Regions from separate parts of the Homo sapiens genome. Here regions 1, 2, 3 and 4 are each linked to region 5. The links are chromatin contacts, found by Hi-C or POLR2A ChIA-PET in ENCODE. All regions are on one chromosome and are shown on one strand. Each heading gives the region's core, a stretch centred on a gene start or an enhancer-like site at or near the end of the contact. The rest is flanking DNA. Distances are from core to core; before and after follow the strand shown. Region 1 overlaps TES (testin LIM domain protein). Region 2 has its middle 71 kb from the start of TES. Region 3 has its middle 57 kb from the start of CAPZA2. Region 4 holds the start of TES (testin LIM domain protein). Region 5 has its middle 160 kb from the start of PPP1R3A.

The links. A loop is a pair of places that touch in the nucleus more often than their neighbours do. ChIA-PET counts read pairs that join two places held with the same protein, here RNA polymerase II (POLR2A). Pooled maps may share reads with other maps.
Region 1: a map of IMR-90 shows a loop between it and region 5 (9-fold over the local background). The contact joins two enhancer-like sites. A Hi-C loop is called at or near these places in 3 of 168 maps with a recorded cell type or tissue (IMR-90, PC-9 and sigmoid colon) and 8 of 50 pooled maps.
Region 2: a map of GM12878 shows a loop between it and region 5 (4-fold over the local background). The contact joins two enhancer-like sites. A Hi-C loop is called at or near these places in 13 of 168 maps with a recorded cell type or tissue (B cell, GM12878, HCT116 and 9 more), 9 of 37 single-sample maps with no recorded cell type and 23 of 50 pooled maps.
Region 3: a map of gastrocnemius medialis shows a loop between it and region 5 (5-fold over the local background). The contact joins two enhancer-like sites. A Hi-C loop is called at or near these places in 1 of 168 maps with a recorded cell type or tissue (gastrocnemius medialis) and 9 of 50 pooled maps. POLR2A ChIA-PET finds 5 or more read pairs at or near these places in 1 of 52 experiments (activated CD4-positive, alpha-beta memory T cell).
Region 4: a map of endothelial cell of umbilical vein shows a loop between it and region 5 (5-fold over the local background). The contact joins the promoter of TES here to the enhancer-like site in region 5. A Hi-C loop is called at or near these places in 3 of 168 maps with a recorded cell type or tissue (chondrocyte, endothelial cell of umbilical vein and sigmoid colon), 1 of 37 single-sample maps with no recorded cell type and 9 of 50 pooled maps.

The regions. Positions count from the first base shown.
Region 1 is chr7:116,233,822-116,237,725 of GRCh38, forward strand. TES (testin LIM domain protein) reads left to right here. Exons shown (of 7, transcript NM_015641.4): 2 at 713-798. LOC124901730 (a long non-coding RNA gene) reads right to left here. Exons shown (of 4, transcript XR_007060485.1): 4 at 2,047-3,904. Among named protein-coding and RNA genes, the nearest start is that of TES, 25 kb to the left of the region's middle. Within about 2 kb of position 2,415, at least 3 of the 41 ENCODE cell types and tissues checked have a DNase peak (open chromatin) inside an H3K27ac peak, as active enhancers do.
Region 2 is chr7:116,137,770-116,141,624 of GRCh38, forward strand. It overlaps a transcript of TFEC not described here. Among named protein-coding and RNA genes, the nearest start is that of TES, 71 kb to the right of the region's middle. Within about 2 kb of position 1,427, at least 3 of the 41 ENCODE cell types and tissues checked have a DNase peak (open chromatin) inside an H3K27ac peak, as active enhancers do.
Region 3 is chr7:116,803,281-116,807,348 of GRCh38, forward strand. No RefSeq gene overlaps it. Among named protein-coding and RNA genes, the nearest start is that of CAPZA2, 57 kb to the right of the region's middle. Within about 2 kb of position 2,010, at least 7 of the 41 ENCODE cell types and tissues checked have a DNase peak (open chromatin) inside an H3K27ac peak, as active enhancers do.
Region 4 is chr7:116,208,354-116,212,348 of GRCh38, forward strand. It overlaps TES (testin LIM domain protein), which reads left to right and starts at 2,186. Exons shown (of 7, transcript NM_015641.4): 1 at 2,186-2,381. The coding sequence starts at 2,355. RefSeq lists silencers at 1,905-2,034, 2,068-2,330, 2,085-2,284, 2,425-2,514 and an enhancer at 2,875-3,114.
Region 5 is chr7:114,081,042-114,084,845 of GRCh38, forward strand. No RefSeq gene overlaps it. Among named protein-coding and RNA genes, the nearest start is that of PPP1R3A, 160 kb to the left of the region's middle. Within about 2 kb of position 1,935, at least 3 of the 41 ENCODE cell types and tissues checked have a DNase peak (open chromatin) inside an H3K27ac peak, as active enhancers do.

The DNA of each region.
Region 1 (3,904 bases), core at 1,165-3,664, 2.2 Mb after region 5:
AAGATGGCACCTTGTTGCTGCATCTTCACATGGAGGAAGGTTCAGAAGAGATGGAAGAGAGGAACTCACTCCCTCAGGGGCTAATCCCATCAATGAGGGTGGAGCCCTCATTGCTAACTGCCTAATCATTTCATAAAGGCCCAGCTTCTTAATATTGGTACATTGGGGATTAAGTTGCAACATGAATTTTGGAGGAGCACGGACATTAAAGCCATAGCACTGGCATTCAATAAGTGTATATTGTAGCTATTATAATAATATTTATCATAATAAAAATAATATTTCAGTTGTAATTCCTAAAATCTTTAATTCCTTGTTTGATGTAAAATATGTTATTCAGGATGAGACTTGCTTTTTAAGGTATAGTTTTCTGAGTGTTGTACCTATTGTGCTATGGGGCTGTACTATGGGGCAAGTAGTGGCCAAAGACATAAATTCATGAGTTTTTGTTATTTGCAATATTTGTAGTTTTCTATACAGTTATATTCTGATGCTTTTCTTTTCATGATAAAAAGCAATCAGAATATAAAATATGTTATGTATGTACTTGGAACTGCCATGTACATACCTGGGTATCATCATTGACTAAATATAAGATTTGTTTGAAAGTTATCTCAACACAAGTGGTAAGTGGAATTAAAAGTGCAATTTATTGAATTTTTAGATTTGTAAAGAATCTAATAACAGATTCATGATGTTTTCTTTTTAACAGATGGGCTTAGGTCACGAGCAAGGATTTGGAGCCCCTTGTTTAAAATGCAAAGAAAAATGTGAAGGATTCGAACTGCACTTCTGGAGGTATTGTTTTGAAAACTGCAACCACATTAGTAATTTATACTTTTTGCAATACTTCCTCAGACAGTGGAGATATCTTCGAGTTCTCCAGCATGGTTGCTAAGTTGCAGACCTGTTACTGTCTTTTCTGAGAAATGAATACAACATAAAAAGTGTTCTGTCTTACTGTCATTAAGTTTGACTTAGTGAATTGGACCATAATAACTATTTAGAGTTGTTGGATTTGCTTGCTGTCTTTAAGATTTCCTTCGAGCCTGAAATACTGAATATATCATCTTTCTGGTGGTAAATAAGTTTGTGGTAATCCTCCAGGACTGTTTAATAATTTATTTGTTACTTTTTTTTTGAGACGAAGTCTCATTCTGTCACCTAGACTGGAGTGCAGTGGTGTGATCTCAGCTCACTGCAACCTCCGCTTCCTGGTTCAAGCGATTCTCTTGCCTTAGCCTCCTGAATAGCTGAGATTACAGGCTTGTGCCACGACACCTGGCTAATTTTTCTTTTTTGTATTCTTAGTAGAGATGGGGTTTCGCCATGTTGGCAAGGCTGGTCTCAAACTCCTGACCTCAAGTGATCAGCCCACCTCAACCTCCCAAAGTGCTGGGATTACAGGCGTGAGCCACCATGCCTGGCCCTGTTTAATAATTTAATTATTCTCTTCTTAAAAATTGGTAACTTTACATCTCATGTCTACATTTTCCGTAAACAAATATGAATACTGAATCAAGCATGTATATGTTAGTTATCAGGAAATGAAGTTGAATTTAGATCTCTTTAAAATTTTTAGCTGTAAAGTTACTAGTGAAAAACCATTGAAACACTTGAATTTTTTTAAGAAAAAAATTAATTGTAGTGTCTTGGTTTGAATGAAGTGCATATATACACAAGACAATGTTAGTGAGTCAAAAATGTGAATTTTCTATAGATCTTATCTTTAGGTTGTTTTGAAAGTACTACTGCATATCATATAAATCTAAAATCAGTATTTGAAACCTGTGCTTATGAATGACTGTCAAGTCCATAGTGGTAATTCACAAGTCTGCTCAAAGTTAGAATTAGCAGGAAAAAAAAATAAAGATAACTATACAGTTTTAGGATGGCAGCTACCTTGTTAGGATGACTCTCATTTGAGAAACACTTCTGTACTACAGATTTCCACAGGAAACCGTTTAGAATACTTTCATCAGCTCTTGGAGATGTGTACAGTGTAAATTAAAGGAGAATATAAACAAATAAAATTTTAGACATTAATCTCTTTTAAAAACTAGTTTATTGAATCAGTTTTCAGAAACAAAGATAATTGTTTAAAATAGGAAAGTCAGTAGAAACCTGCTAGAACTGATACAGTTCTTCAGTTTTGATACAATTCTTCAGTTTTAGGGAGCTAAAGTTTTCCAGAATTTTTTTTTACAAGACTTAAGCAGCTCTCCCTTGTGCTGTCTCTTCAAGGGACATAGAAGTGGCAGTATGTCTCTCATGTTTTAAAAAGGTAAAGTGACTTAACACAAAATAGTTTTCATGAATTAGAACATCTCTGCTCTTAATGCTCACACTATTTTCTATTGGGCCTATTAGTTAACTTTACAGAAGGCTGCACTGCCCTCTCCTGGGCATAGTTTTTACCTTACAATCTTATAATACATAAAATCCAAAATCCAAAATGCTCCAAAACCAAAACTTCTTGAGTGTCAACACGATGCCACAAGTGGAAAATTTCACATACCTGACCGTGTGACAGGTTGCATTCAAAAATGCATTCAAACCTTTGTGTCTTGTACAAAATTATTTAAAATATGTATAAAATTACCATCAGCTTATGTACATAAGCTGTATATGAAACAGAAATTAATTTTATGTTTAAACTTGGGCCCTATCCCCAAGATATCTCATTGTTTATGCAGATATTCCAAAATTTAAAAAAAATTTGAAATCTGATACACTTCTGTTTTATTTTACTTGTGAAACATTTTGGGTAAGAGATACTTAACCTGCATTCTTTTTAGTTCTGCTATGCAGTTGCCAAAAACCGCTCGTGAGATTTTAAAGCTCATTCCTAAGAGATATCATCTTTTCTCTAAAGCAAGTTAGTCATTTTTGTTATGTCTATATTAATCATTTTAATCGATATTTTCAGATGAAAATATATCCGACAAGAGCAGATCTCCATGGCATGAAAATAACCTTTTACATTTCAATTTATCACACAGACTCATTTAATCAACTGGGTGTAGTCTGAAAATCTAAGAGCCATAATAGTCTAGGACTTTGCATATGGCCTGTCATTCAGCTGGGGTTGATAACAGTCCACCCCATTGGTATTTCTTAGTAGTTCTGACATCTTCCTGGCATGGGTCCAGTCACATTTCTCTCAGAATTCTTGATAATTCCCTGACTTTTTCACCATAGCTAAAAGAGCTGAAGCAGGTGCCTTTGACCTCCCTATGTAGCCTCTTTCAGTACAGTCTTTGAAGTAAAATATTCTAGACTAGTTGTCCTGAGTGTAACAAAGATTCCAGGTCTAGTCTAGGGCCACAGAACTTATGTGGGTGAAGTAGACATGGGATCCCATGACCCTGCCCACTTAGCCTCCTCCTCCAGCTTCATGGTGATCCTTGACTTAGGACCCTGAGGGCTCCATCGGGCACATTTCAAAAATCAGAGTTAAATTATTCTCTACCTCTTTATTAGTCTGGCCTCTCACACAATCACAAGAATGGTCTTTTGAACATGGATACTATTACATACTTCAGATGACTTAAGAACCCTCAGTAGTTTCCCACTGGACTTCTTTTAGGCAAATTTCTTGGCCTTTGACATTAAACCCTAACATCTGGCCTCTGCTTGCTTTTCCAGCCTCTTCCACTTCCCTTCCAAGCACTCTATGATCCAAGTGCTTGATACATACTATTCCCTGAAATTTTGTGCCTTATTGCATGGTGTTCTCTGCCTGGAAAACCCTACCTCCCACCACTAGGAAACAAAAAGTCTCAGCTCAAGAAATACCTCTGAGAAGTCTTCCCTGCCCATGTATGTCTTTTCAGGCTGCCATAACAAAATATCACATACCTGGTAGTTTAAACAGAAATGTACTTTCTTCCAGTTCTAGAGG
Region 2 (3,855 bases), core at 177-2,676, 2.1 Mb after region 5:
ATCAATTTATAAAATTTGAACTAAATACCTAAGACATTTTTATTGATAATCAACTTAAATGATACTTGTGAAAACCCTCTGTACAGTATAAAATAGTTTAGAAAATGAAAATATTAATAAATAAATAATTATAAATTTGAATATGAATATGAAATGAATATGAATAAAATAAATGAAAATAATCAAGAATTCTAGATTTCCAAACCAGAAGAAATGCGGTCATTTGTTTAACCATGCACTTTATATGTGAAAGTAAAGAGATTCACAATCTTTCCTCAGGTTATATACCTAGCCAAACACAACATTCATTTCTGCTACGTAAATCTGCCTCTCCAATGTTGATAATGAGATATTTTCCATCATGTACAGGATCTATTAAATTAAAAATCTGACACTGCTGCAATAAACTAAGTGTAATCAAATAAGATAAGCCATTATATTTATAATGAATTCAAAACAACAGATAACACTAAAATCAGGTGTTAGATGTACATGGTATTTTATCTTCACAGACAGTGCACTGATTTTCTGATTTTTTCATAAGCATGATATTATCTGAAAGTTAGGATCCTGTTTGGGTATACAGTTTAATGTTCCATTCTGACTTTTGTCCACTAGATGTCCCCAGTACGTCACACAGAAGCTCTGATCTCATATAGGCCCTTGTTAGGGAGAATCTGCATCTTTTTGAAGTGAGGCCTGAGATAACTCGGTCAAATGATTTTTATTCCTGAGTTCATTTCATCCCTAAAATTAACAAGCTACTAATCTACAGAGAAATGCAATCATTTAAAGATTTTTGTCTAAGAGACAGAATATAACTTTGCCAATTTAAGAAGCAATTAAAGAACATGTATATCTTCTTTTCTGAAATGCATTTAAGAAATCAAAGACCTGAAACAAGTTAAAAATCCTTAGAGAAAAAGTTCATAGCCTTGCAAAGGAAGACTCTTAACACAACTTTTAATTGTATTGATTTCAAAGGATGAATAACATTTACACAAAATAGTTCAGAAAACTTTGGTAACAGCAGGAGCCTTGTTTAATTTGAACTCTAATAAATTAAAGAAAAAAAGTAAAGGCTTGAGCGGTCACCCAACGTGTCCCCTCCTAACTCACACAAAAACCTCTGTAACAAAGGCTACGAGACTGAAATACAATAATAATTGCAACATGGGGATGTTCAATTAGAACTAAGCTTGCAAAATGCTGTCTTTTTTCCCCAAAAGCCCAGTGAGCCCATATTACAGGAGGCTTCTACCTCTGACTGAAAAATAACACTCTCTGGGGTTGCCGTGGCAGATTGCTGCACTAGAGGGCTAAGAATCTACTCTTCTAAAGCAATTCAATAAGGATTCCTACAAGGTGTCTCAAAATGGAAGCACTCAGGCAGCATGTTTCTGCCTCTCAGGGCAAGAGGTAAAAAGTTCAGCCTGTGAAGTAGAACAGTTTCTGCCCCAGAGCAAGAGAGAAAAAAAGTACAAGAGCGTTCTGATGAATTATCTCTTACTCAGAGCTAACACGGGCGTCCCAGGAACAATGGCCAAGTCTAACCAGAGTTGACAGCCTCCATTCACTGCCCAGCACTCCATCCCGCACAGTGTCAGAACAATGATCCATTCTCACCGCTTCTCAACCCGTCCTCAGCCTTTCAACAAACCTTCTCCGTTCAAGAGCCACTGCTTTATCATGCTTTCTTTGATTAAAGCTCACCTTTCATCACACTAGAATTTTATTGTTATTATTTATTGAGTGTGCCAAGAATGGAGGTAATGTAAAACAAAAAGTTTAAATCATTGAACCTTGCATTTATTTAGTTTATGATCAAGGTTAGGAAAGTAAACCAAATCTTAAGAAACAGAAAACAATTCTGTGATAAACTAAGGGATCCTGGCCAGAATTACTCTGGTAGTCCACAGAAGGAGATTATATTTGTGTCCTGGAGAAGAAAGGTTTGTAGAAGAGAGGGAGTTTGAGATAGGCCTTAAAGACTGGGAGAATTGAGAGAAAGAAGGTAGGCAAAAGGAGAGACCAGAAGATAAATCACCAGATGATGGTATGCAGATACACAAATGAGCATAGGATAAACAGAAGATAGAAAGAAACCAGCTGAACCTTGACCAGGCACTCAGGGCACTTGGACAGAAATGGGCATAACCCCCATGAGGCTGGATTGCAGATGTCCAAGAGACATAGATCCAAGGATAAACAAAGCAAAAGGGAGCACCATAGTGTTTTATGCTGGGGCATGATGCAATGGAAGGAATGTTCTAGAAATATCATCATAGCAGGTTAAGCATAGCAGATGAAGCAGGAGTGAAAAATTCTACCAGGAGAGGTGAAGGACTGTGAGGAAATCCATTCATTGGCTATTAAAACAATCTAAGGTTTCAGTAATAAAGGCCAAGACTGGAGGATTGACTTTTGGAATCTAGAAAGAGGCAACTCTGAGAAATAAAGCATGACATGATGGAAAATCAGATAAGTGAAAGAAATGAGTGGCTCTGGAAGAGGGTCTACTCTTTGTTTAGATTCCACAGTTTAACATTCTTCACGCAAGAATAGAGCCAATTTAATCTATGTGTTCTGTTTAGTATTCCACAGAATCAATAACATGCTTGAATAAATTTACCTTTTTTAATGACTCCATCTCATAAGGAGGAATTTTAGGCTCCAAAGACTACCTCAGCATCCTTGAGAGAGCCTAGTAGATCCTCTCCAAATCCTGAATTTCTGCTGACAAGAACTTTTATATAATTTCAAAGTATTACATCATTAAAACTAATAACAAAACAGATATGTGTATTATAAACTAAAACAATGATGTATTGGCAGTGTCTTACAACATATGCATGCCAATAACTACTTTAGATGTAATGCCTAAAGGAATATGAATAACACATACCCAGCCATAGAGGCTAAATGAGAAGTCAGGTTAAAACTATCTTCAATTTTTGCCTTCCCATTTAGAACCCTCATCTGACCCTCCACACTCTGTAGTGCATTATGTGCACTGTAGCATTTCATCATTCAGCAAATGTTTATAGGGCAACCATGATGAACTAACACATCCATGAGACATGAAATTCTATCTACTAGAGGTGACACAATGTATTTCCTCAAGGAATTTGCAATCTAGCAATCTTTCTGGGCTGTCAACAAATTTTCCCCACCATCCAGATATCAGCCATTTATCTATAATACAATTATTTTGTATAAAGTATCAAGCCCTCTAGGAGACTTGGAAAAAATTCTCTTATAATGTCTAGAAATTTACAATCATTGTAAATTACAGAGGTTTGTAAACAGATGCATACCTATTAAAATTTAATTAATAAGGCATGCTAAGTAAGTAAGTGCTGTAAGAGTTGTTTCAGAGGTTCACAGGAGGAATGTATCAGTAAGGCAGGATATAGCCAGTAAAAGTAAAAAATAAAAGACAATTATGATTCCAAATTTAAATTGCGTGAGCAATTTTAAATATCTAGAACTGTGAAAAGGAGCTGGAACAATTTAAATTAATATATTCTCATGATGTTAATGTCATAAATAATAAATAATCTTTATGGGGATTTTTCTAAATTTTTAATAATTTTTTAATAACTAAGTGAAAAAAGTTTCTGTTACAATGTTGTCTTGCAACAAACTATGGAACTACTCAAGTTATAATAGGTGTCTTTAGTCACCTTCTAAACAAGCCAACTCATTAATCTAAAAACATGCTCAGTACAACTGGACAAAGGTAAAACAGACAGAGTCCCTTGGGTATGATCATGTGTGCTTTGTTTTGTTTTTTCTTCTCAGCTTCTTTAGAAAAGAATGTTAATGACCACCATCCAAAGACCACTGGAAGCA
Region 3 (4,068 bases), core at 760-3,259, 2.7 Mb after region 5:
AACAACATAGATGCATTTTTGAAAACAAATTGAATTGAGAAAAATAATAATGATAACAATAATGATCTAATCCCAGGACATGTCACAGGAATTAATGACTGACTAAAAGCTAATGGTCTAAGGTAATGCTCTCAGGAATTAGTCTTGCTTATTGAACTGCTATTGTTTTAGTAAACGAATGCTTAAACTGACAGAAAGTAAAAAATCAGGGCTGCCATTATGGAGCCTGGTTGATTCAAAGTGGGGCAGGGGGAGAAGCTAAAGCAAAAAAAAAAAAAATGCATCATTTGATCATTTGCTGTTCTTACTCAATTTTTTAAGTTCGTTTGTCGTTCACAAATTATAGATTCTTTATCATTTTTTTCTTTCATGTATCTGTATGTACTTTTACTTTTGTACTTTAAGGATGTGTTTACTTATGCATTGTTTTATTGACAGAGAAGTAATCTGATAATAAAAATGCAACTCCCTCTAGTGTAGGCATATCAAAGATCTAACATTCTGTTTGCCTAGAATCGTTTTATTTTAAATACTCTGATCTGAAGAAAATGTGGATCCTCGGCCGGGCGCAGTGGTTCACGCCTGTAATCCCAGCACTTTGGGAGGCCGAGGTGGGTGGATCACCTGAGGTCAGGAGTTTGAGACCAGCCTGGCCAACATGGTGAAACCCTGTCTCCTACTAAAAATACAAACATTGGCTGGGCGTGGTGGCGGGTGCCTGTCTGTAATCCTAGCTACTCAGGAGGCTGAGGCACGAGAATCGCTTGAACCCCGGAGGCAGAGGTTGCAGTGAGCCGAGATTGCACCGCTGCACTCCAGCTCGGGCAACAGAGTGAGACTTTGTCTCAAAACAAAAAAAACAAAACAAAAAAAAAGAAGTGGATCTTCCATGTGGGCTTTAGAATAGTGCCTCAAAATTATACTTCACTTAGAACTTATTACTCAACATCTTATTTCAAGAGTATTCTAACAGCTGACTTCTTGATTCTACCTTTCCGTATTGCCTCTTCCTTATAACCCCAAAACAGCTACCAAAATTATATATCTGATCACTTCACTTTCCTGCTTAAAAACCTATGCCCATTCCTAGATGTTCTCTGTGCAGATCCTTTGTTGTTTCATTTTGTTTATTTTTATTATAAAATATATTTTTGAGGAAAAAATTTTAAATTGGACAAAAAGATATAAAGTGAACAGGAAATATCCTCCGACCACTTTCTCTCCCCCTCCATCCTCACTCCCCATGGGTAGCTAATATTAATGCACTTTTTCAGAAATGTTCCACTCTGCATCAGTGGAACTGAACTAAACCAGACACTTTAGTACATCCTTCAATAACCTTTGTCTTATTGACCGAACTATGACTCGGCACACCCTTCCCCAGTCAAGAATATTGTTCTTCTACCTCTGTGACTTTGAACTCTCAACAGAAATATCCCCCTTTGGGGTATGAGCCATATAAACAGGGCTAGACCAAGCTCTGTGAACTACCCCCTCCCCCACTGACTTATAATTTGATATTGCTTCAAACCAGTATCCTTTACCTTTGTTTTGCTCAACTTTTATTTAAATGGAGAGGAGATTAAAATGATTTTCTCTTAATAAAAAATTAAAGAAAGAGATTCACTTGTTTCTATTTGCCAAAGCAGAATAAATATATTTTTAATCAACAAAATAGTATGCTTTTCTAAAATTCTAGTTCTGTTTTTCAATGGAAATTTGCAGTGAAAGTTTCCAGATGCTTGGAAGTTATAAAGAGTTTTAAACTTAGGTAATAAAAATAAATCACCCATTTATGATAAGCAGCACTCTGTGAAAGATTATTTCAGAATCTCAGCTGACTGACAACTTTTAGGAGACTGAACTGTACTTAAGTGTGGCAAACATGCATCATAGAGATGGGTTGTTTACTGTAGCAAGTTACTTGCCTTCGGTCCAACTGTCCTTTTGGCAGAAGCACACCAATCTAATTTTGCCTGTTACATAAAGAGCCACATGTGGAAACCTGAGTCGCCTGACATCATGTTACTGACTTAATCCAGTCATAATTCAGCGCCCAGAGAGCGGCTGGCAGGCCCACCCACCCCCCACTCTCACTCTCGATGTATTCATGATAGCACAGAGGTTAGCTGGACACACTTGGGAATCAGATATGCTAGGTCAGACTCATTTCCACCACTTATCAGTAGTGCGATTTTGGACCAATTGCGTAACCCTCCTAAGCCTCAGTTTCTGAATCCATAAAGTAGAAATACTAACAGTGGCTTCCTCATAAGATTGTGCAAAGATTGAATGAGACAATGTGTGCAAAGCTCTCAAAGGGTGGCAGTCATTATTGCCGGAGACCTTGATTTTACTTTTTAAATTTTTATTCAAGACTCTAGAATAAAATTACCTCCACAGATGTCCAAAGTTTGGCACAGTTCAGAAAAGTCTGAAGGTAAAAATCATGAAAACAGACATTGATTTTCTTCATCCTTTTTGGTAGTATCAACCTAATAGAAACTGGACCAGGGTCCTGATCCAGTCTGACTTTACTGCCTATGTGACCTTCCACATTACTTAAAAGTTGTGCTTTTCTTGTCTATAAAAAATTAAGATTATACCTCACAGCATTGATTGTAAATATTAAATTGTGTAAGATTTTACACAAGTACAAGGTGTTATTATGGTTCATCAGAATGTAATTTTTTTACTTTGAAAATCTCCGTAGAACTCATCTGATTCACAAAATTCCCTCTAACCAACCCCAGCACTTCATTTGCTCCCACATAATTGCTGGAGTTGTTTACACAAATCTGTACTCAGAATCAAAGAGCTCAAGGCTGGAGAAGTCAGGGAATCTGGCCCTGGGCCTCTGCTTGAACATTCTGGGTGCTGGTCGCTAGCTGACCCTTAAACAACTCCATGTCCTCTTTGGAGTTCAAAGTTTGGGGGTAAAATCACTACCCCCTCTCAAAGATAAACACAAATGGAGCTCCAAGGTGGTGTCCGGTGCTAACATGAGACATGTTGAGTGTGAATCTCATCAGAGCAGTGTTTTTCCAACATAATAAACTGCCCTTTGTTCAAATCAGAAACTGATTTCACTCGATTTTCCCAAATCGGCCCTGCCAGGTTTCCTTGATTTAATTGTATATTTTTTGTCTGCTGACAATGGAAAGCAGAAGAAAATAGTCTCGCTAAGGAAATGAAATATTACCAAGAAAAACAGGCATTCTCACACTGTGTGAGGTGGTTTTTTTTTTCTTCACATTCAATTTGTATAAGAAAAAAGGTCTCTACCCTTTGAAACAACAGCATTATTGCAGTGACTATTAGGTCATATCTACATGGCCCAAAAGAAAATGTTGGAAAGAAAATTAACTAGTTCATAAGGGTATGGGCAACATTATTTTTAAAAGGAAATGGTTCTTCATACATAGAGAGAATAATAAATGGGAGCAAAAAAATGCAAGTTAGGCAATTATTTAAATAATTCCAATTTTAAAATATGTACTTAACTAAAGCATCCGTGGAGTTCAGGTAAAATCATTTAGAGGGAACGCAAATTAACCAAATCACTACTGAAATTCTTCACTTTTTAAGCTAAAATTGCTTGTTCTTGCTTTAATACCAGAGAAGACCTGAGTCCTGGTTGACTGTTAGTGAGGAGTTGTATCAAAAGAACAAAGGTTTGAAGCCAGTTAGGGCCAGGTGCCTATCTCAGCTCTGCCATCTACTCATCATTTGCCCATCAGCAAATTCAATTTTTCATTTATTTGGTTTAAAAATATTACTGAGACCCTTCTACGTGATAGGTGCTATTGCAAAGAAGGAAGATACAGCAGGCAATATACTAGCCAAGCCTGTTGCTCCCAAGGGGCATTTATTCCAAAGCAGGGAGAAAGAAAGAGAGACAAAAGGCAGGGGGAGGGAGGAAGGAGGGGAGAAAAGGGGAAAGGAAGGAAAGAGAAAAAAGAGAAAGATAAGAGATAAACAACAAAACTATCAACATTTGGTGGTATGAAGCCATGGAACCAGAATGAGACTATCTAGGGATCGGTACCAGAGAGGGCCAAGGATGCA
Region 4 (3,995 bases), core at 936-3,435, 2.1 Mb after region 5:
TTTATTTTACTGTCTCCGAGGCTCATCTCACTTCTTGGCCTTTAATTATTTATTTATGTAGGATGTGAACTCCTAAATCAGCATTCAAGATGTATATTTGGATACTCATTTCAATGTCTCAGTCTCAAACTCAATATATTAAAAGTTGTATCCTTTATGTCCACCACCAGCCCCAAAGAATGCACAACTGAACAAAACCCTGACCATCATCCTATATTTTCTCTCTTTCTGAGCTATCCATAGAGGTGATCAAGATAGAAATGTGTGCCATCTTCTATTCATTCCACTGTCATCAACTACATGTACTCATCAAACCATGCCAGTTCTACCTCCTTAATAACTGTAGCTTAACACCTGAATAACTGAACAAAAACTTACAATTTAACTCTCTTAACACTTATCTACCTCAATTTTATTTTTATAATTTATACATAATCTATAATTATTTTTATATAATTGGCACAGTGATAATTCCAGATAAAACTCACTGAATTTCTATTTCCATCCTTGCCAATGATACACACACACAATGTAATGCTGAGAGGGTTGGGAAGGAAGAATGGGAGAAAGGCAGAAGTTGACAGTTAAAAAAAAAAAGTTTCCAGATGGTTTTCTTAGTGTCATCTCTGCAACCTCATCAAATAAGGGTCCAAAATTTATGTTACAACATTTGTTTGATGCCTTATTTAAATTGCTTTACTGGACATTTTCCATCTGTTAAGCTCTCTGAAAGAAACAAAATTGCCTTGTCATAGCTAGACCTCATGATCCTATACACTTACAACGGGCAGACTTTGCAGGGGCCCACACCTTTCAAGGTGGTTTGGGAAAATGACACAGAAAAGTTTTACATCAGCTGAAAAGAAAAATGCATAACTCATTTTGGTAATTTCAGTTTTAATTCTTAATAGGATAAAGGAAACATGCACATTATAAATCAATGCTCTGTGTTAACAAATAATCAAGTAAGCAGAGTTGCAAGTATTGGCTAAAATGAATTTTGGATATTTTTAGCTACCAAATTTCTCGAGGCAAGGCAGACATACATCTGGACCTGAATATCTGCATTATTAGGGAATTTTTGTTTGTTTGTTTTATATTGTTTTGTTATTTTTAAAAGTAGGTGCCAAATTAGGTCACCTGCTGTCTGGGCAATGTTATTTTTTGCCATAACCACAAATTGAAGAAAATTGACTGCTCTTTTTCCTTAGTCAACATGCTGTGCTTCCAGCCCCAAACATCTTTGAGAAGTTGTTTAGATTCATGAGCAATGCCTCTGTCCCCAACAGGCTAAGACATTAGGCAGGTCCCTGCACCTCTGGAGTCCTCAGTTCCCTGCAAAGTGAGGAAGCTAGACTAAGTAATCGTTAGGCTCCCTTCCAGACCGACCAATCTGATGGTATTAGATGCAATTGCTCCTGAATTAGGGCATGAAATGAATTCAGCTTTGGTGCACCAATGTGATGACTCTGCTTCATCAAAGCCTGAGCACGCGATAGGCCTAGCACCATCTCACACAGAGACAAAGGGCAACCCTCTGCTTCCAAAGGAATGACACAACCTGTTTCTGAAGTGATTCACATCATCTTTACTTTTGAACAACCCAATGCTCAGAAAACAATCTAAGAATCTTCGCTGACTTTAGGGATGTAAGATACGGTTTCTTGACAGTATTTGGGATTGTGGAAAAAAGCAATTGAGGAAAGGGCATCTCCACAACGCAATATTGAATTTAGTGCCCAAGGTCCATCACAGGAATCCCTAACGATCCCTACAATCTCTCTCTCTCTCTTTTTTTTCTCTCTTTACCCTGAAAATAAACTGAGAAGTTAGTATTGGGATAACTATTCCCCTTGACCCAAATAAAAAGTCCTGGGCAAACACAGGTACAAATTGCCAAATGGAAAAAGTTCTTCTCCATCTTCAGCTAGAGGGAGGCTGGGGATCCCAGCTCTTTAGAAGCCGGCCCGTGGACGCCCAGAGAATCCCTTCGGAGACCAGGTCAGGGTCACTGAGCTTGCCCAGCAGGGCGCCGCCTCGGACGCCGCCCCGCCTCTCACCTTGCCAGCGCCGCGCTCGGGCCGCGAAGGTGCGTGCGGCGCTCGGTGATTGGCGGCGGCCCGGAGCTGCCCGGCTGCCATTGGCTGCCCGGCCCCCTTTGTTCCCGGGTCCGGGCCGCAGGCCCGCTGCGGCGGACTGGGCGGCGGAAGTTCGACGGCGCCGGGCGAGTGGCTGTTGAGCGGCGCCGCGGGAGTTCCGCAGGTTTCCCGTGTTCGCAGCGGAGCCGGAGGCCAGCTGAACCCGGCCGTGGGATCCCGGATAGGAGGAGGAGGGGACCCATAGGACGCGTTAACATGGACCTGGAAAACAAAGTGAAGAAGGTAGGGGGGCGCTCGTGGCGGGCGGCGGCTGCTTCACCTGCGCGGGTCGCGCGGCGCGCGGCGGCCGGAGGTGCCGAGGTGGGTGGGGCTCGCGGGCCCCCCGGTGTGAGCCCGGCTCTGGGTCTGCGGTGCCCCGGGCCCAGGGACCTGGCCCCCTGGGTAGAGGAGGTGCTCGGCGGCCCCGCCAGCTCCCCACACTCGGGAGCGACAGAATTGGAAGCGCGAGCGAGGGCGGGCGCGGGACTCTTCTCTCCAGTCTCACGGAATCCCAGTGGTTGTAGGTGTTGGAAACTTTACTTAAGATGTTTCAGCTCTGCCTGTGCCTCCTCAAAAGGAAAGGACGAGCTTAGGGCGAGTGCGGGCGAGACCGTGACACTTCCTGGCTCAGGAAGTTGAATTTCATTAAGCCTTTGTGGTTTGGGGCTCTGCTGTGCTTTGACAGCTCTGATCTCCTCCCTTCCGGCTGGGCTGTCTGGGGCGCTCTAAAATGAGTGTTGATTTAATGCACTGCCTTCGCACCCGTGCTGGTGATAACTTCTAATGTGATTTTTTTTTCGGTCATTCATTACTTGTCTACCGACCGAGGCAGTGCCTCCCTCTTAGGGAATTATCTGTCAAAGAGCGCATTCTCCTTGTTTGGCAGGTAGTCCCAAAGGGCGGTTGTCACCAGCGTCTCAGCGCAGGGAGACATTTTCAGCTTGGCTGCTGCCTCGCAGGCACTGGAACCGACGGCCCTACCTGAGCCACTCCCGGGTTATGCGGAGCCTGGTGTCGCCTGGGAGAAAAGGGTGGGGACCAGACTATGACTCAGAAGGAATGCTGATGTCACATTCGAGTGAATTGCCCTGTGCGAAAGTTCTCCTCGTTCCAGGGGATTTGCTCATGTTTTACTTTGTGGTAAATTTAAGCTAGCTGTCCCTTATCAAATAGAGAAGTTTTGCAGAGAGAGGAAGGGAAAAATACAGAAAACAGTTTTTGTTTTTCTCATACTCATGGTTCCTAATATTTTATCTTCTAAACACAAAGTTTTTGACTTGAGCATTAATTCTATTTTATGCCCAGAACTGGATTTTTGAAAATGGATACAAAATATTGTGTTAGGACTGCAGAGTTTTCGGTTAGGAAGCTATTGACCAATAAAAACTCGAAATGAGAAAACAGTTTTTTTCATTCCTTGCGACTAAAATTCTCAGGCACTCAAAAAGGTATCCAAGAACAGAAAAACATAAATTGTTAATGGTAGCGTGATTGCATTCTATTCTCTTCCCATTTGGTTTCTTTCTTTTTTTCTTTTAAATAACTGTAATATTTTTGGTTAATCTTGCTTGTCATGGGGGAAAAGCGGGGAAAGCATTTTGCCCGCTTAGCTTTCTGTTGATGAATACTACTCTCATTTAGTTTTCAAGTAGGTAAGAGCTACTTAATTTAGTACTTGTCTAAAACTTGGGGGGTCTTGTCCTTGCTTTTAAGTATTTATTTGAAGACAACTTTGCAAAAGTAAACATATTTTGGGCTGCCGAGGATGAACAGGTGAAGCACAGGATTTTTAGGGTAATGACACTATTCTGTATGATACTATAAAATGGCTGATACATGTAATTATACATTAATCAA
Region 5 (3,804 bases), core at 685-3,184:
AGAAATTTAACTTTGCTTTCTCTTATATAGACTATGTCTCAGAAAAATGTAAGATCTATTAAATTGAACCATATTAAATTGTCATTTGTGTTGTTCAAAGTTGGTCAAATAGAGACAAATTTATATGATTCAAGTTAACATCATTATTTTTAGTTGATGTGTTACTAACATACACAAGCGATTAGACTTTATTTTCATTGATTTTTATTTTCTGGAAAATAGAAATTTGGTAATCAAGTCCTTAACACAGAAAGGGGTACAACATTCTAGTGAAATATTTTAAGATCCTTAGAAATATAATATCAATACTATGCCATTGGAGGATTGGAGGGTTGTGAAAAACAAACAAGCAAACAAAAAACGGAGTCTTCACTGCTTGATGGAGGCTTTTGATTCAGTATTGGAATTCTTTATCCAGTAGTTATCCCCTTTCTATATTCATTTGGATAAAGCTTTCCTGGGTATAGAACCCACTTAGCCTGCAAGATTCCATCCCAGAGCAATTGATCTTTGTCTCTCCACCAAGATCAACTAAAACTGGAACCTAGTATTAACTGCCTTTCAATCAAAGTTTTAGGACACTCAGAGCCAACCTCTTAGCAGTGATATGCTGTGGTTACGTTTTTTCAAGATTAGATATATACCTACTAACAATGAACTAGGCTACATTAGAGAGAGAATTAAGTGTATTGTTCACTGGAGGATATGGGTAGCCCCTGTTGTTGAGTCTCCATGGTTCCTGCCAGCAGCCTAGGAGAAGCTAGGGGCAGGGCAGCGGAAATCTGCAGGCCCATAGCTGATTCCAAAGGGCTTTATGTGAAGGCTGGCAGATGTGGAGAATTTTTTTAATCTTCTGAAGATGAGAGAACCCGGGTAGAAGTGTGGGTTTATGAACAAATATTTATTGCTTCAGGGTCCAGGTAAATTCAGGGTATATGCTATAAAAACACAAATGAAAAATATAGTCTGTGACTTTTTTAAAAAAAGTTGGGAGAGCTCATTAGGATTTATTATAGGTCCCAAATTTTGTAGTCCCTAAGCTTAACGACAGATGGTGGTGTAACTCCACCAATTTCACAATATCTCCATTCAGTCTGATGTAACATAGATTACCCTTGATTTGACTTCGGTGAAATTAGAATTTTCTCTTTTCCCTAAATGTGTCAGGGAGGAGAATGGGGAAAAGTCGTCTAAAAGGAGTCTGCTTATTTGCTCATCTTCAGAAAACTGTAGTGGATGTGAAAACACAGGAAACTGATATGTGACTGTTTTTTCTGTGTGAAAGGAAAAATACCTTGCATTTAAGACTTTAGTTACAGGCTATTTGAAGTGAGTAGCACAATTTTGAAGATGTTATTTATAACAGGAAAAAATAGTAATTTAAAAACACCCCCTTTCCTTTCTCCCAGCGATTTCTCCAAGTCAGTTGAAATTTAAGTACAAGTCACAATTACAGAGATAAAACGGCTCTGAAAGAGAAAAATGTAGTTGTTGTTTGAAAGTGTTGGAAAAAACAGACTTAAGTGTGTGAAAAATTATATTTTTATAAAAAATAACTGAAAATCAAAGAGGTTCACTGGGAGAAGCAGTAAACTAACATTTCTAATTTGTCATTCGCGTGCGTCGCTTTCCTTCATCTTGGCTATACTTCCTCTCATCTGCGGTGTTTTATTTCGCGCAAGATGCGCTGACAGAGGCCATTTCAAACGAATTTATCTTTCACTAGGACCGTACTAGAGCAGTGTCTCGAATTTTGTTGATTTGTGGTTTCGTCGTAAAATAAACTTGAAATCAAATAAACTTTCGTGAGGAAGCTTTGATGTCCACTTGGTGAAACTCCTCATTCACCCAGTTGAGCCGTTGAACTTTCTTCTGGAACCTCTTTAAATGACTTTTGCCGATCCACGTGCTGCAAAGAAGACCTGAACCGTGCCTATGACCCTGCGCGGCGACTACAGGGACAGAATTTGGCTTTCCTTCTCTTTCCAATATGCAGCGTTTCGTTTAAAGGCTGCCTCGATCCAGTGGGCTGACCAGTGACTTGTGCAAAAGAAAACTATTCGATCGCTGTTTGCCCTTTCAGCGTTTTCCTCGGCTGCGGAAACCCGGTTTTCCTATTATTATACTTCAACTTTTTTTGGAGTCAGCTAGCACAGAGCGCTAAACCCCGGCCAGTTCCAGCAGCAGCCGAGGCGAACAAAGCCTGCAGTGTTCGGGGCCATGCTGGGGCGGGAGTGGTGGACGAGTTCAAGGAATTGCAAATAAATATATTTTATGACCACCCATCAACAAACTACGTGCCACCGTGGCGGCCCCTGGTAGCCGGGCCGTGTCTGCAGTGTGGCCAGGGGCGGGGGCTGAAAAGGAGGCGGCCGGAGAGGCGAAGCGAGCTGCGAGCCCCGGGCCTGAACTTTCACCTCTCGAACCCGGGCCCAGCCCATTGGCTGCAGCCGAGGGGTCCACCGAGGGCAGCGGCTCCTGACAGGACCTGTTTTCCCAACTCCCTGGACAGCTTCCCTGCGGGATGGGTTGGTGGCCCGGGGCATGGCAGCAGGCGAGGAGGAGATAATGGGGGCGAAGTTGAGCGGGGGCACTTGGGAGCTGCGGGCTCAGTTTCACTGAGAAAAAGGCCCCGGAAGGGTACGCGTCCACTCTATAAATATATACTCCTCCGACTGAGATGTCCTTTCGCACCTCTTGGCTATCTGTACTCTCCAGAAAGGAACGTTAGAGGCTGCGAATTTCACCAAAACGTTTCTTTGTGTACAGAAAAGTGAAAGGCTAACTAAACTCGTTCCTCTCCAAGTCTTGAGACCCTAACCCTCCTTCTCCTCGTTGGGAACTTGATCTTCCAAGTGGCCCTAGCTCTTTTACAATAAACCTTTCCCGCTCACTTACTCGGTACACCTGGAGAGAAAAGGGAAGTCAGTGGGGTCGATGTACGCGGGGGAAGAAGAAGAAAAAGAAGTGAGAAGCTGTCCACCTTTTGATTGTTCTATTCCCTTCATTTATAACCCCCCTGGAAAGGTACATCCCCAGTTTTCCAAGGATTTCCACGTCGTTTACTCTTCTTTTTTCCAAAATAGTTTCAAGTTTATTCAGAATCCGTTTTTATTGAGGTTTCCTAGTGAAGCATAAACGCAGATTACTTAACATAAAATTATCCCCACCTTTCAAAAGGGCGAGGTAGGGCCATTTGGGGCTGGCGTTTTCTAATGATAATGACTGTTCCTCCTTCTGTCTCTGCTCCCACTTTTAAAAGATTCGGATTATTTGTCCACTGTTCAGCCTGCATTTCAAAATAGACGATTTAAAAAAGAGTGAGAACACAGTCTGTAGGCACAGCACTTGAGGACTGCCGGAGTTGAAAAGCTCAGGGAAAGAACCGCAATTCAAAGTCCAACTCTACCTCGTTCCTCTTCCTCCTGGCAGGGGCCATCTTCCCAGGGCCAGCCCCATGGCTTTTTGACTTAATTGGTTTCACTAAAAAAACCCTGACGGTGTGTTTACCGACGTGGGTGCCAGGGCTGCTTCCTCCCTGGGAGAGCCGCGGGTTCTGAAGGAAAGGGTTGGTGCCAAGTGTGTGTGTGAGCTCGCGACTGCCCTTTAGAGAAAGGGCGCGCTGCTCTTTCAGGAAAGGAAAGATTCAAAGGCACAAGTTAGTGCGGTTCGCCCGTCTCCCCAACCACCACCACCCCTCCCTCTTCTGCCACCGGAGGGGTTCAAGTTGGCCGTTCTTTCCCCAGGGAGGAGGGCCGGGAAGCAGCCGGGGGCCAGGCTCTGTTCACCACGGCCTATTGGCCG